Regions from separate parts of the Homo sapiens genome. Here all the other regions are linked to region 4. The links are chromatin contacts, found by Hi-C or POLR2A ChIA-PET in ENCODE. All regions are on one chromosome and are shown on one strand. Each heading gives the region's core, a stretch centred on a gene start or an enhancer-like site at or near the end of the contact. The rest is flanking DNA. Distances are from core to core; before and after follow the strand shown.

The links. Hi-C counts contacts between places; a loop is a spot of excess contacts on that map. ChIA-PET counts read pairs that join two places held with the same protein, here RNA polymerase II (POLR2A). Pooled maps may share reads with other maps.
Region 1: a loop to region 4 is called in a map of chondrocyte, with 2.7 times the contacts of the local background. The contact joins the enhancer-like site here to the promoter of MEIS2 in region 4. A Hi-C loop is called at or near these places in 1 of 168 maps with a recorded cell type or tissue (chondrocyte). POLR2A ChIA-PET finds 5 or more read pairs at or near these places in 3 of 52 experiments (A549, BJ and MCF 10A).
Region 2: a loop to region 4 is called in a map of OCI-LY7, with 7 times the contacts of the local background. The contact joins the promoter of LINC01852 here to the promoter of MEIS2 in region 4. A Hi-C loop is called at or near these places in 2 of 168 maps with a recorded cell type or tissue (OCI-LY7 and ascending aorta), 4 of 37 single-sample maps with no recorded cell type and 13 of 50 pooled maps. POLR2A ChIA-PET finds 5 or more read pairs at or near these places in 1 of 52 experiments (OCI-LY7).
Region 3: a map of B cell shows a loop between it and region 4 (8-fold over the local background). The contact joins the promoter of CDIN1 here to the promoter of MEIS2 in region 4. A Hi-C loop is called at or near these places in 13 of 168 maps with a recorded cell type or tissue (A673, B cell, HepG2 and 9 more), 26 of 37 single-sample maps with no recorded cell type and 25 of 50 pooled maps. POLR2A ChIA-PET finds 5 or more read pairs at or near these places in 4 of 52 experiments (A549, Panc1, activated CD4-positive, alpha-beta T cell and 1 more).

What each region holds. Positions count from the first base shown.
Region 1 is chr15:36,426,720-36,430,175 of GRCh38, forward strand. No RefSeq gene overlaps it. Among named protein-coding and RNA genes, the nearest start is that of CDIN1, 150 kb to the right of the region's middle. RefSeq lists an enhancer at 1,128-2,327. Within about 2 kb of position 1,537, at least 6 of the 41 ENCODE cell types and tissues checked have a DNase peak (open chromatin) inside an H3K27ac peak, as active enhancers do.
Region 2 is chr15:38,071,089-38,074,600 of GRCh38, forward strand. It overlaps LINC01852 (long intergenic non-protein coding RNA 1852), which reads right to left and starts at 1,902. Exons shown (of 3, transcript NR_147201.1): 1 at 960-1,902; 2 at 742-869. RefSeq lists an enhancer at 1,380-2,245.
Region 3 is chr15:36,578,009-36,581,227 of GRCh38, forward strand. It overlaps CDIN1 (CDAN1 interacting nuclease 1), which reads left to right and starts at 1,618. Exons shown (of 11, transcript NM_001321759.2): 1 at 1,618-1,953. The coding sequence starts at 1,853. RefSeq lists an enhancer at 1,737-1,856.
Region 4 is chr15:37,098,233-37,101,883 of GRCh38, forward strand. It overlaps MEIS2 (Meis homeobox 2), which reads right to left and starts at 2,317. Exons shown (of 12, transcript NM_170675.5): 1 at 1,223-2,317. The coding sequence starts at 1,234. LOC124903465 (a long non-coding RNA gene) reads left to right here and starts at 1,016. Exons shown (of 2, transcript XR_007064581.1): 1 at 1,016-1,197; 2 at 1,569-3,651. RefSeq lists silencers at 689-888, 1,039-1,098, 3,548-3,651 and enhancers at 2,158-2,317, 2,568-2,847.

The sequences.
Region 1 (3,456 bases), core at 287-2,786, 670 kb before region 4:
CAAAATCCCTTTCTGATTGGAGACTCTGATTCCAGTGTATACGTAGTCTGTCTTATGTAGCTTGTCTATTTGAATGGTAGTGTCTTTCCTTAACTGCAACGAAACAAATAAGGTTCACGCACAGGTTTAATTTGGCATCAAGCTCCAACTTAGTCCCTTGTGCTTGTTTATTGCATGTCTGCAGCTGTTATTTTCCTGCTTCTTCCACAGTTAGACAATAGAGCCAGGCTGTCGTCAGCCTTGCTTTGCCTTTATTTTGTGCTCCCCATTTTTATTGATGAGCTTATACTTGTCCTGCTGATTAAGTAAAAATATGTTTTCTTTATAATTTTTTTAAAGACTATGTTCCCAAAAAAGTCTCTGAGTTTTCCTTTTAATCACTATTTTTCCCTTTAAAAATGCATGAATAAATTTAAACCCATTCAAATGCCAATATGCCTAATGTACATATTAAGTCAATACGATTTTACTTAACTTTTTCTACTTACATTTTTTTTACTATAGCTCAAGACTTACAACAAAATACTAAATGATGACTGATTCTCATAGTGTCTTGCTAGAAAAGTAGCAACTATTTCCTAAATATTGGCATGTCTAATTGCTCAAATTTTACAAGCTAAGAAGACTAGGAAGAAAAATCTTTCAAACATTTAGGTTAGCTCTCAGTGGAGTCTCTGGAGGTTAAGAGGTGAAGTCAAGTCGTACCATTCTTTCTTAATACTATCATTCTCAAATGATCAAATGTGATTTTTCACTCAACCAAAAATTTCTTTCTTCAAACTCCACTTCAACTGCTCACGTTTTTTAAATCTCATTTTCTTATGTATTTATTCTATTTATTCATTCATTTATTCCATAGTTATTCAATAGATATTTATTGAGCATTTATTGGGTACCAGATACATAGAACTTCAAAAGAAAAGATTCTGATCTCTGAGATCATTCAGAGCTAAGCACCAGGCTAACTGCCCTCCTCACGCCAGTCTGTGTGTCAGCCTTACATATCTCCTGGAATACATAATAGGAACAAGTAGATTTTTAGCACCTTGGGTTACCTGAGGGTGCAAAGAAATGAATCTCATAAAGCATGTGCCAGAGTGCCTGGGTTCAAATAATTGTTTTTCCACTTTTAGTGGTATGACCTCAGAAAACATGTTAACTCTGTGACTGTCTTTGTCTGTAAAATGAAAAAAACAATAGTAGTTACCTCGTAAGTTTTTATCAACGGAGTCAACATCTGTAAGGTACTAAGACCAGTGCCTGCTACAGAGCAACGCTGTATATATTTGTCAAATAAATGAAAACAATTAAATTATGCATGTTATGAAAATTAAATGAATTTTCACATATGTAAAATATTTAGATATGTGCTCAAGTGCTAAATAGAGGTTGCTGATAATTACTGTTACTGAATAGCCCCCTTCTGGGAAGCCCTGGCCTCTTCTGTAGAAGTTCTTACTCATATTCCACCGTTCAAGACGCTGCCTCCCAATCGTGATTGGCCCGACTGAAGAGAAAGCACTTCATCAAAAGCAGATGCTCCTCCATGAGTCACTGGACTAATCCAGTTGTCCCTCTCTGGAATTTCCATTGAGGATATAATGAGTAAGTCTGCCAGGCAATAGGAGCTAGAGTGAATATTCACACAGAGAAACCAGCAGGGACTGGGAAAGTAGCTGAGTCATATTCCCTGCAGAAAATGGGAAGGGACCCCTGGACCTCAGTTGATGACACCCACATTACTGAATCCTGAGTCATCTTCCTATCTCTGAACTGTGATCCAGTTATCTGGACACTCAAGCATACTGTGGTTTCTGCTTGTCCCATAAGACATAGTGCCCCTGCCTGCTCTTTTCAGTTTCCCTGAGTCATGGCCAAGTGGTTGAGCTTTCTCTCTTTCTTATATCCCTTATATGTTCATCATAGACCACTGTAATGTATGGATATTTCTTGCAGTTTAAAGAGCCTCCTCTGTATATCACAGGGAGATAATAGGTACAGAACAAGTTCAAAAGATGGCTCTCAATTTTGTCTTGACATCAGAATCCCCTGTACTGACTTTTCAAATGCAGGGCCTGGGCCCTACCACCCAGATGTGAATTCAATAGGCTGGAGCAAAGGCCAGGAATTACTAATGTACATCAAAGGCTGAAAACTATTGAAGGTAGTCAAAGAATGATGTCGGCCAGGCAAGGAGAAAAAGGAGAACAAAAGAGAAATGTTGTTCAGTGCTTAAGGATAAAACTATTCTGTGGTCTCCTCATTGATAATGTATGGATGGACACTTTTCTAGCATGTGAGATAATTTTTCTAGAAGATGTAGTACTCATTCAAAATCCTCAAGGACTCCCTGTTGGACCTAGAATAAAGCGCAAACTCTGTAACCCAGCATTCAGGCTCTCCATAAAGCACTTTGCTGCTCCACTGAAGAACTTCCTTCTATACCCTTACATCCCAGTCATACCTGCCTTTTGGTCATTCTCGAACATTCTGTATGTCATTATATTTCCATGCCTTTAATTCATGCTAGTCTCCCAAGCTAAATTGTCTTTCTCATTCTTTCTGTCCACCTGACACTAATAATTACAAGAGTAATAACAATTTACAGATCACAATATGCTTTTCTCAAACATTGTTACATCTCTTCCTCATAGCAGCAACTTTGAGTAACAGATATGCTCTTTATTTCAACTTTCTGATCCAGAAACTGAAGTTCACACAAATTAGGTGACATACCCAGTGCCTGATATATAGTAGAATGTTGATTTAAAAATTGGCCAGAAGTAGGAAAGTGAATCAAGTCTTTGAATATCAAAGTCCAAGCTTTCCTTTGCTTATTTTGCTTTGTTTTAATTAACATATATCCAAATTCCAAAGGCTGGAACTTTAATCTTTCAAAACTCAGATCCAAAGACATGCCAACATACAGACACATAAACATCCAGGGTGCTTTAACTATGTAATAAATATCTAGCAAAGTTATTAATTTGAGTCTGACAAGAATGAGACAGGAATCGTTGAGAACCAAATGCTCAGAAGAAGTAGATTCAATTCAACTGAATTTATCTCTACTTATCTTTATTGTCATTATGTCTCATCAAATTCATCTAGAACAAAATATTTCATGAAGGCTGTTGGATAGTCAGACATTCCTCTACCCTGCCTGCCTCATGAGGTTCAAATGAGATAAGGTATGGGAATTCACTTAGGAAAGTAGAAAATGTTGATAAATTTTTATCTTCCCCTCAGTTTATCGTGCTCTGCAAGAGAGTCATGGACACTGACAAGCATACTCCTAAGAAGATGCTCACCTCAAAATCTGGTTACTCTATTACTCAATACTGTATATGTTTTCCAAAGCTGTGTAGTCTCCTGATCCACTTTATGCCTACCATAATTAGAGCAAATAATATGAAAAGTGAATGGATCCAGGAATTGCAATTTTCCAGACTACCA
Region 2 (3,512 bases), core at 652-3,151, 970 kb after region 4:
AGCAAGTACTCTACTATCTCATGTTTATCAACTTCCTGATTGGGATGCAAAAGTGTATTGGATTTTCTGAGTGGAAAACATATTCGTGTATTCCAGACCTCAGAGGAAAACAACCAAATAGAAGTCTAAACCAGGCCCAAAATAACAAGAACCATGGGGACACATTTAGAGCAACGTATAAGAAACAATGATGTCCATCATGCATGGCCATTACTCTTCCCGCCCTGCTTCTCTGGGGTGTTTAAAGAATCAGTGATTGACTAGGCACACTCCTTATGAATATAAAACATGATTCATGTTTGCCAGTATTAACCATCCACTCAGTTGGAAAAAATGACTCCTCCACCTGAGTGCTGCACTCTTCTTTGGGGCATTTCAGGAAACACTTGTAGCATGTTTGTGCTCTCAAAAATGTTTTCCTACCCTTTCCTTCAAACTTCTCCTGAACTTACGCCTCGCCGAGGACCCCAAATACCTACCATGCTCTCCCTATTTCTTATTTAGATTTATAAGGAACAGAAAACAGCCAACAAGTTAGTATCAATCCCTACACTCCTGAATGTATTTGTTCATTCACTCAACATATTTGTTGAACCCTTATCAGGGCCAGGGACTGCTCTGGGCACAGGAGATACAGAATAAAAGACAGGTTTGGCTGGGTGCAGTGGCTCCCTCCTGTAATCGGAGCCCTTCAGGAGGCCACGGTGGGGCAGGAGGATAGCTTGAGGCCAGGAATTCTACCTTACTGTAGGCTGCGATTGCACGATTGCACGCTGCACTCTAGCCTGGGAGAGCAGACAGGACTTTGTCTTCGTGTTGTTATTGTTGTTGTTGTTGTTTAAAGGTTCATGTTCTCAAGGAGGCATACACTAGTGGAAAGAGACATTAGACAATTAGCCCTAGTAAAAAGTGACACAAAGTCAACCAAATAGAGGTCCCAATAGGATCTTTTTGTTTACCGGAGTTCCAGACCCACATATCTTCCACCTGTGCAGGTAGATAAAGTGTCCACCTCCAACTTAGAAAGAATTCCACAAGCACCCAGAACTTCATCACATTCGTTCTCCGGCTTTGTGATACTCATTTTAACACACACACAAAAATACTAAGTTCAGAGAGGCTATGTGGATTTTCTGAGGTCACACAGTTGTCTCAATGGAAAAAGCAGGGAAATGTTATAAAATAATACGAGTATCAAAATAGCTGTCCCATCGTCGTCCTTCAACACTTGCAGGTTACATCATTTTGCAGGTCTGGCTGTGACATCACTTCTGGATATGCGACACGGCCCACCCCACCACTGAGAAAATGGAAAATGCTGAGCAGTAACCTCAGAAACAACTTCCTCCTGCAAACGCAATTTCTTTTCCGCCTAAACCTTTACAGCAGGGAAGGTGGGTGTAAGGCGCACCAAAGAGCCTTTCAAAGTAGGAACCCCGGCCTGCAGGTCAGCCTGGATCGTGTCCAAATTGAGTTCCACCCCTGGTGAAAACCAATCTGTTTATGGGTACGCTTTTCTGATGTTACAGAACGTCTGCGAGAGAGGGAGCTCAAGTTCCCGCCTGGTCTCTAAGTAACCCGGCCCACAAAGGTGCATACACACGTCCGAGACAGAAAAAAGCTTGCCGGTCGTTCCCTCCTCCCAGGCCTGCAATGAAATGCGCTTTAATTGCATCAAAGGGTTCTTCTCAATGGGGTTTCAGAGGCGCGAGAGCGGCGTTCCCAGCGAGGGTTCCTTTCCGGCTGGCCAGCATTCCTCAGCCCCGCGCGGGGAAGGGGATGGGGCTCCTTCGGCAGGGCCTGAGGCTCATTTCCATTCCTCTCGCATACAGCCTCTGTTGTGCGGGCCGGGCCTGCAGAGGGTAGCCGCGGCTGCCTACGAACAAAGCCCCATTCATCCCCAGGGACGCTTCCTCCCCGCCGGCCCGCGGCCGCAGATGGGCTGGCCTGGGCACGCCATCCTGCAACCCGGGCGCGCGGCCCGGCCTGGCGCGCACAGGGCTCCGATTCAGGACGCCGGGGCTGGCCGGGGCGACCCGGGCTGCTTTTTCAGCAGGCCCCACAATGAGGATCGGCTGAAACTCGCTTTCATTTCTGGGCCGGGGACAGGCAGACACTGAGTCCTTTCAGCCGGGAAATCCTCAGTTTACTCACGGCTTGTTGAGAACGAAGATGTCAATTTCCACTGCCCTCTCCCGGCCTCCCCCACCCTTGCCCCCTCGGGATGGTACGGTCCGAAGTTTCCCGAGTTGTGAGAGGACTTTGTTTCTCCTCTGCGGCCTCTGAAATCCCGACGAAAGGGTCATTTCCTGACTTTTGTGTCTCTTCAATCCAGTGCCTTGAAAGTTCTTACCCTCTTGTTGTGACTGAGTGCATAATTGCAAGGCTGCTCCCTAACTTTTTTTCAGAGCTTTAACATTCCTCTAGGTTCAAGTTTGGGACCGTGGCTTCACAACAAAGACCAGTTTTTTCCTCCCCCTCCTCACTCCTGGGAAAAAGGAAAAAAGGAAAAGAAAGAAACCAAAACGCGTTTGTTCAGCAACCATGTTCACAGATTTCGAGCACACTTCTTCTGGCCCCACAGGTTAGACCAACAACAGGTTAATGCCACGGAGAGCTCTAACGCCAAATCAAAGGACTGCAGTCTCACTTTTTCTTAAGTCTCAGGCAGCTGGGGGAGTTGGGGCGGTGTGTGCTTAATTTCTAGTGCACAATCTAAAACAGAAACAGCCTCCAGATCTAGATTCCTAGGCTCTGGCTTAAACAGGGAATGGCAGAATCAAAGAACACCAGATATAGGAAGACTTATCAACCCTAATGCATTCATTTTACAGATAAGAAGCAGATAAGATCTAAGAGGGGAAGAGACTTGTCCGCCCTCCAAAAGAAGCTGGTTCATCCCAGTAAAAATTGCCTCAAACAAACTTAAAAATAATTTTCAAAAAGAAAGCCTCCAAGAAAAAAGTGTTGTTCAAAAATATGTTTTCTTTTCTCCCTTTGTGTCAGAAAAAGTTTTCTCTGAGTTGGTGGGAAAAGGGTGGGAACCCAGGTTTGAGCTGAGGATTAGAAAAAAACCTTCAAGTATCTTTCCAAAGAATGCTCTCTGTGTTTCTTTCACTTCCTGCATTTTGAACATTGCTACTCTCTCTCTTCAAAGTACAGTCATTCCCCCGTATCCGTTGGGATTGGTTCCAGGACACATCCCCACCCATAACCCAAACCCTGGGTGCTGAAGTCCCGTATATAAAATGCAACATATTTGCATATAACCTATGCACATCCACCCTTATACTTTACTTCGTCTCTAAATTAACTTACGATGCCTTAAACAATGCCTACACATCACTTGATTCTCCTGGATTCAATGTAGTACTTGGCGTGGGACAAATTCAAGGTTTGCTTTTTGGAACTTTGTGGAATTTATTTTCTGAATATTTTTTATCTGCGGTTGGTTGAGTCCATGGATGCAGAACTGACGGATACAGAGGGCCGACTGTATTGCATCCTTGGTG
Region 3 (3,219 bases), core at 368-2,867, 520 kb before region 4:
GCCCATGCCCGGGCGAAGTGGCTAATGCCTGTAATCCCAGTACTTTGGGAGGTAGAGGCTGGAGCATCACTTCCGGTCAGGAGTTTGAGACTAGCCTGGTCAATAAAGCGAGACTTCATCTCTAGAGAAAAATTTTAAAATTAGCCAGGTGTAGTGGCATGTGCCTGTAGTCCCAACTACTCGGGAGGCTGAGGTGGGAAGATCGCTGGAGCCCAGGAGTTCGAGGGTGCAGTGAGCCACGATGGAGCCACTGCACTCCAGCCTGGGCGACAGAGTAAGACTCCATCTCTACATCAAACATACACAAATAAAACACCTCCATGAATTAAATCAGTTTTACAGACAAAAGAAATGAGGCTTCGATGGATTAAGGAATTTATTCAAGGAGGTATATCTAAAACTTCCAACCCAGGCATTATTCCAGATGAAAAATTTTAAACCACTTACAGGTTCTCTAAAGTCTAAGCACCTTTGCTTTAGTTTGCTTAAATTGTTGAAATCAGAAGAGAAACACAACACATGACCTTCTAAGAACCAAACAGATTTTAGAAAAGAGATTAAATGAGGGACTGATATCCCAACAAATTGCTTTAGGAGAACTGAGATCCATTCACAATACATATAGAAAATAAAAAAAGATTGGCTCATTACTCCAAACATTTATTGAGCGCCTACTATTTTCTGAGAACTGGGGTTACAATAAGATGCGATTTTAGACCTTGAGCAGCTAACTGCAAGGAGTGAAAGTGACTTTTTTTTTTTTTTTTGAGACGGAGTCTCGCTGTCGCCCAGGCTGGAGTGCAGTGGCGCGATCTTGGCTCACTGCAAGCTCTGCCTCTCGGGTTCACGCCATTCTCCTGCCTCAGCCTCCTGAGTAGCTGGGACTACAGGCGCCCGCCACCACGCCCGGCTAATTTTTTGTATTTTTAGTAGAGACGGGGTTTCACCGTGTTAGCCAGGATGGTCTCGATCTCCTGACCTCGTGATCCGCCCGCCTCGGCCTCCGAAAGTGCTGGGATTACAGGCGTCAGCCACCGCGCCCGGCCAAAAGTGACATTCTTTACTGCCGGCTGTTTGATGACGTCGGATTTGTTTCAAGTCTGTTTCTCAACAAGGACAAAACTGCCTTCCACGCGATGTACAGAAGTTGTAGGGCTTCCTCAACACAAGCCAAATTATGTTTACAGCGACCCTAGTGAGTTTTCCTGCTCGGACCATGACAGACTTGGTAGAGTGAAGACATGGTTTCTCGGCAGGCCAGTCCACGCTCCGAGGAGCGCTCAAACTGGCGCGTTAGGAAGTGTATTCAAATCGCGCGCTCTGGCAGGGGCTTTCGGGGGCTCACGCTGAAGGATCGCGGGGCACTCGTGAGACCTGCCGCCTGGTCTGTGCGTCAGGCCGCCCTGGCTTCTAGTAATTGGGAGAGTACAAAGCATCCCTTGTTGACCCTTTGATCCTAGGTGGGCGATGCCCTGGATTCCTACCTGCCTACTGAAACTCTGGCGCGGCGCCTTTCCAAGGGCGGCCGCTACTTCCTGGTTGGTTTGCCCTTAACTGACATGGCGGCTAGTTGCCTTCGGCGCACCACTGCGGCTGCTCAGTAAGCCAAGCTAGGGCACTCTGGTGTACAGCCAGTCCCCGCCGCGGAGGTGCCGGTGGAGCCTGGGACCGGGCGAGTCTCCGCCCCGCTTTTGCAGCTAGGGGTGTGTTTCAGGGGGGATTGGGGCAAGCCAAGCAGGCGAGGACCCGGGCCTGTGCCGCTTTGCCTACCCCTCATCCCTCGGCACCAAGGCTACTTGAGCCCCAGGGTGTTTTTTCCTTGTTCCCGCCACCTCCTGGTCCCTGGCCCAACATGATACTGACCAAAGCTCAGTACGACGAGATAGCCCAGTGCCTAGTGTCTGTGCCGCCTACCAGGCAGAGCCTGAGGAAGCTGAAGCAGAGGTTTCCCAGGTAAGTGTCCATCTCTCCCCTCTCACAGCCCTTTGCCTGCAGCAGCAGTGCCTGGGCCGCCCAGGCAGCGCTTAGGAACCACGTGTCACACATGAGTGGGGAGGAACACCAGTGTCAGGCGTTAGGAGGTCGAGGTTGGCGAAAAAAGGTTTATTCTTTCACTCGCCTTCCACACAAAACTCTTAACGGTGAGTTCATGGCAGCCTTCCAAGGCCTTGCAATTAAATTCAAGTCAACAGATATTTATGGAAAACGTGGTACGTGCTAGGTGATGGGTGAACATAGTAGGTGCTTCATAAATGACCAGAGGTTAATTGACAGATAGTAGGAATGAATGATGGGTGGGAATATGAATTGTAGATTCGAAAGGAGCAAATGGAGGACCCTTTTCAATTGGCCGTTGGAAACAAACAAGGGAGCATAGAGGTAAAGCGGCTTCATACTGTTTGACTGTGGCTTGTACTGTTAACTGTGGAATTAAGTGACCTCAAGGGTTCTCAATCCAATCAGAGAGCAGGGTACCCAGGGATTCCACTCTTGGGTCATTGGCCATTTGAACAACCAGATCTAAAGTTTCTCCATATATGTTATGCATACACACATTCCGGGTGTATTTCATACTTCCTCCCCCAAACACTTCTTTTTTCAGCGATTTTAGAATTATCCAACTTTCTAAGAAAGGACTTTGGGAATTATGTAGATTTCTCATTTTAATGAAGTGGAAACTGAGACCCCAACATTACATGAGGAACCAGTTGAGGACAACCAGGTCACTGTATTTATGTTGTGTTAAAAGCAGAGAATGTTTGTTTACTTTTTTCCTAATGAAAAACCAAATCCAAACCTGTACCATTTTGTTTTGTGGCACTGAGCATGGTTATTCCTAATGGAGAGCTTCCCCATCCTTGACGTATTCAGTCCCTGAACAAACACGACAGAAGTAATTTCTTGAGAAAAGAAAGGTAATTGGATAATAGGTATCAAAGTACAAATTGAAGCATAAGTTTAAGTTCTGTTATGACTTTGCTTTTTGAAGGACTTGGTTTTCCTAGTCTGTAAAATGAAGGAGTCTCTTTTCAATATTATCCAGATTTGATTTAGGGCAATATTTATCCCTTTATAGCCTTTAGTATTTTATCAGACTTGCTAAGAAGGAACAAAATTGACACATAATTTAATTTTCTGTCATTAACTCTTGCCAGTTCTGCACATGAACAGTGAAATGGGTGAAGACTGGTCAGCCAAGGGAATAGGTAGATTTTTCTG
Region 4 (3,651 bases), core at 1,067-3,566:
GAGGTGAGGGAGAACAGAGGAGGGGGGTGGAAAGGGAAAAAGAGCAGGGAGAAGAGGGCGAACAGAAAAGAGAGGAAGGGATAAAGATGAGAGAGAGGGAGGGAGGTAAGAGAGAAGAGAGGAGGAGGAGGAAAAGGAGGAGAGGGGGAGAGAGAGAGAGAGAGAGAGAGAGAGAGAGAGAGAGAGAGAGAGAAAATAAAAATAAAAACAAAGTCAGAAAGGAGAAAAGTACCGAGCACAAGTTGAGCACACAGAAACCAAACCAGCCAAAACAACGGAGTTAAAAGTTGTGAGGAAAAAATGTTATTAAATTTAAAAATGAAAAAGCATGAACCAAGAGCAACGTTTAGAGAAGGAAGAGGAGGCGGCGAGGCCGGGGATTTGAGGGGGCGCCGGGAGGCCCCGCTCCCGCCGGAGGCAACAGAACCGTAGCGAGCCAACGGAGGGAGAAGTGGAGTTAGTGTGAGGAGGAAGCCCCGGATCCCACCCCTAACCCCCCTTCGCCTCCTCTGAGGATCCAATAAATCAAAAGGCGAAATGAAACAAAATAAAGAGAAGAAAAACGCTAATAATCAGCACGAGAACGCCGAGGACTAGGAAAGACTAGGGCCAGTGCCTCCCCGGGGGCAGGGAGCGGAGGGTGGGGGGGCGAATAACGTGAAAGTTACCAGAAACATTATTTAGCAGCGGATTCCCTGCGTCCTTGTCAATTTCAGAGACAAAACAAGCAGCCCAGGCTAGTAGTCTAGGCGGCGGCGCAGCGGCTGCGGCAGCGCGGCCCCAGCGGCGGCCCCGGCGGCGGCTCCTACGCAGCCCGTGCCCGCCCCGAGCCGCGCGAGCCACGGCGGCAGCGGCGCAGCAGCGGCAGCAGGAGAACCGGGGGAATCGCGCTGCTGGGGTAAAAGCTGGAGCGAGGCGAAAGCGTGTAACGATTGCACACGCACACACACACACCACTCACACGCACTCGCCGCCCGCCCGCTCGCACAGCGCTGGAACACGCGCGCCCAGACACGCACACACGCACGCACACACACTCGCACACACGCAGAGGCACGGGAGGGAAAGAAGCCGATGAATAATTTTGCTATTTTTTAAAATACTGGCCGCCATCATCAAGCAGCGAGCAGCAGCAGAAGCGTTGAAGGGAGAGGAGGCATCGGGACAGGCCCCTCTTAGGAGAGGATTTATATCTAGGTAAGTGTTGGAGATTTAAACCTACCCTTTGCGCCATCAGTCTGCGCTCCAATAAACTCCTGGATGTGTCGTATATTTAATATCCCAGTCCGGATAAGAAAGTGATCTAGGCTGAAGATTCCTTTTTTTTTTTTCCAAACCAAAGAGACTTCTCCCAATTCTCCAATATGCTATTTTTTAGGGGGGAAAAAAAGCCCAGTCTAGACAACGAAGAATTTTTTTTTCTGTGATATTTCTTCTTTTTCTCTTTTTTCCTCTTCTTCCTCCTCCTCCTGATCTTCCTCCTCCTCCTCCACCTCCTCCTCCTCCCCCCTCCCCTCCTCCTCCTCTTCGGTCCTCCTTTCCCCCTCTTTCTCTTCTCTTCCCCTCAGTTGGAAAAAAAAAGAAAGAAAAGAAAAAGAAGAAAAAGAAGAAAAAAATTGTCAAGCCCCCGAACTGAAGGTTACGAGCGGCCCGTCAGCAGCCCACATGTAACCGAACTGTCGTGTTTCATGGCTTTTTGCCACTCCAGCTGTCAATCAAAGCCCGGAATGTCAAGGTAGTGAATGAATGATGGTTGATGATGATGAAGAGGAGGAATCTTTCAGACCCGTTTTTTTCTTCCAGTAAAACTCCGCGAGGGGTTTCTGCTTCTTGAATTTTTTCCTCCCCCCTCCCCCCTTTTTTAGCTTTGCCCCCGCGGTATCTATAATACGATCCTCTCTCTTTAAAGTATTGTTCAAAGAAAGCAGTGAGAAAAATCAAGAAAAAAAAATGAATAGTTTGCAAAAATTGGACTTCCTCCCCCCCTTTCCTGGTAGGTATTTTGTCTCTCCCTCTCTCTCTTTCTCGCTCGCTCGCTCGCTCTCACTCGCGCTCGCTCTCTCGCGCTCGCTCTCTCTCGCTCTCTTTCTCTCTCTGGGAGATGAGTGAGTGTCAGTAGGTGTTGGCAGGTTGGCTGCTGCCTGGCTTATTGAAGAGCCTCAGTTTGGCGGCGCGGGTCGGCGGCGGGAGAACGAAATGACGGAACCCGGAAGTCGTGGTGGCCATAGCCCGTCGTACGGCGGAGACACATCCCGGGAGTGGGGAGCGGGAGCGAGGAGGAGCGCGCCGCGCCGAGCCTCTGATATGCAACGAGTGCGATCGGACAGCCCCGGCTGGGGGGGTGGGGGAGGCGGGGGGGCGGGAGGGGGAGGGGAGGCTCGAGCCGGGCGGACCCGAGCAAATCAGCAAGCCTGCTCCTCCACGGGGATGGGGGACGGCGGGGGGGAGGAAAAGGAGAGTGTGTCTGTGTGTGTGAGTGTGTGTGTATGTGTGTGCGTGCGCGCGTGTGTGTTGCGCGCGCGCGCGCGCGAACAGGGAGAGAGGGAGAGGGGGAGAGAGAAGAGGACAGGGAGAGCGCAGAGAGGAAAACTGCAGAAAACCACAGGGAAAGTACGGTACCGCCTCAGATCTTTTCATTTAAAAAAAAAAAAAAACTTACTTCTAGTTCATTTTCCCATCACTCCCGGCTCCTGCCTAACTGGGTCTTGCCGGGGACGTTTGGCATGGCGCTCTAGCTTTTGTTCCTTTTAATTCCGCGGCCTCCCTCTCCTCTGCCCGCCGATTACAGCACCCCGAAGGCTTCCTGCTAACGTCCAAGGGCAGCAAGCTCTGCAGACGGTACCACTGCCGGGCTAAATTTTTTATTAAGTGGCACTTTCTTTTCTGCGCAGATCCAGCAACCTTGTCAATACTCATTTTTTTCCAGGACCAGAAGAGACCAGCTTAACTCAGAGCACACTCCCTCCAAGCGGTGCGGACAAGGGGCCACCCCGAGAGTCTTTGGGGGCCGCGGCGGAATCGGGAGGGAGGAAGTGAGGAGGCAGTCATCTGGGTCCGATGTAGCCAAAGGCGTGTGTGTGTGTGTGTGTGTGTGTGTGTGTGTGTGTGTGTGCGCGCGCGCGCCCGCGCGCCCGTGCGCGCGCGCGACTAGTGTGCGTCTCCAAAGTGGATCTCACTCAGAGCTGGGAAGCACAGGAGGAAAAGACGGAGAGAGTGGGGGAGAAAGAAGTTGCCGGGCGAGGAGGAGTGGCCGGCGCTCACAGCCCAGCTTTGTTGTGGTCGCCCGAGGCGCAGCGGCGGGCCGCGGTAACGCCTGCTAATGGCTGTGTTAATTACACAGGGGCGATTTCGCGGGGTCAGGGAGATGGGGCCAGCTCCGAAAGAACTTTTCCAAAAAGGAAAAGGAAACGAAGGGAACTACCCCACACCGTTTGGGTGGAAACTAGTTGTGGCCGGTGCCCTGTCCTCCCTGGCCCGAGCTGCACCAGGCTTCACCTCTGCGCGGCTGGTTTCCCGGCGGCCGCGCGTCAATCACTACGAGCCCGGAGTTGGGGGCGGAGCCACGGTCACCCCGCGCAAGCCTTGCCGCCCAGCAGCCCCCATGCCCCTCGGCCCCTTGTGGCGCGGCCGGGCGGACAGGCGCTGGAAGCG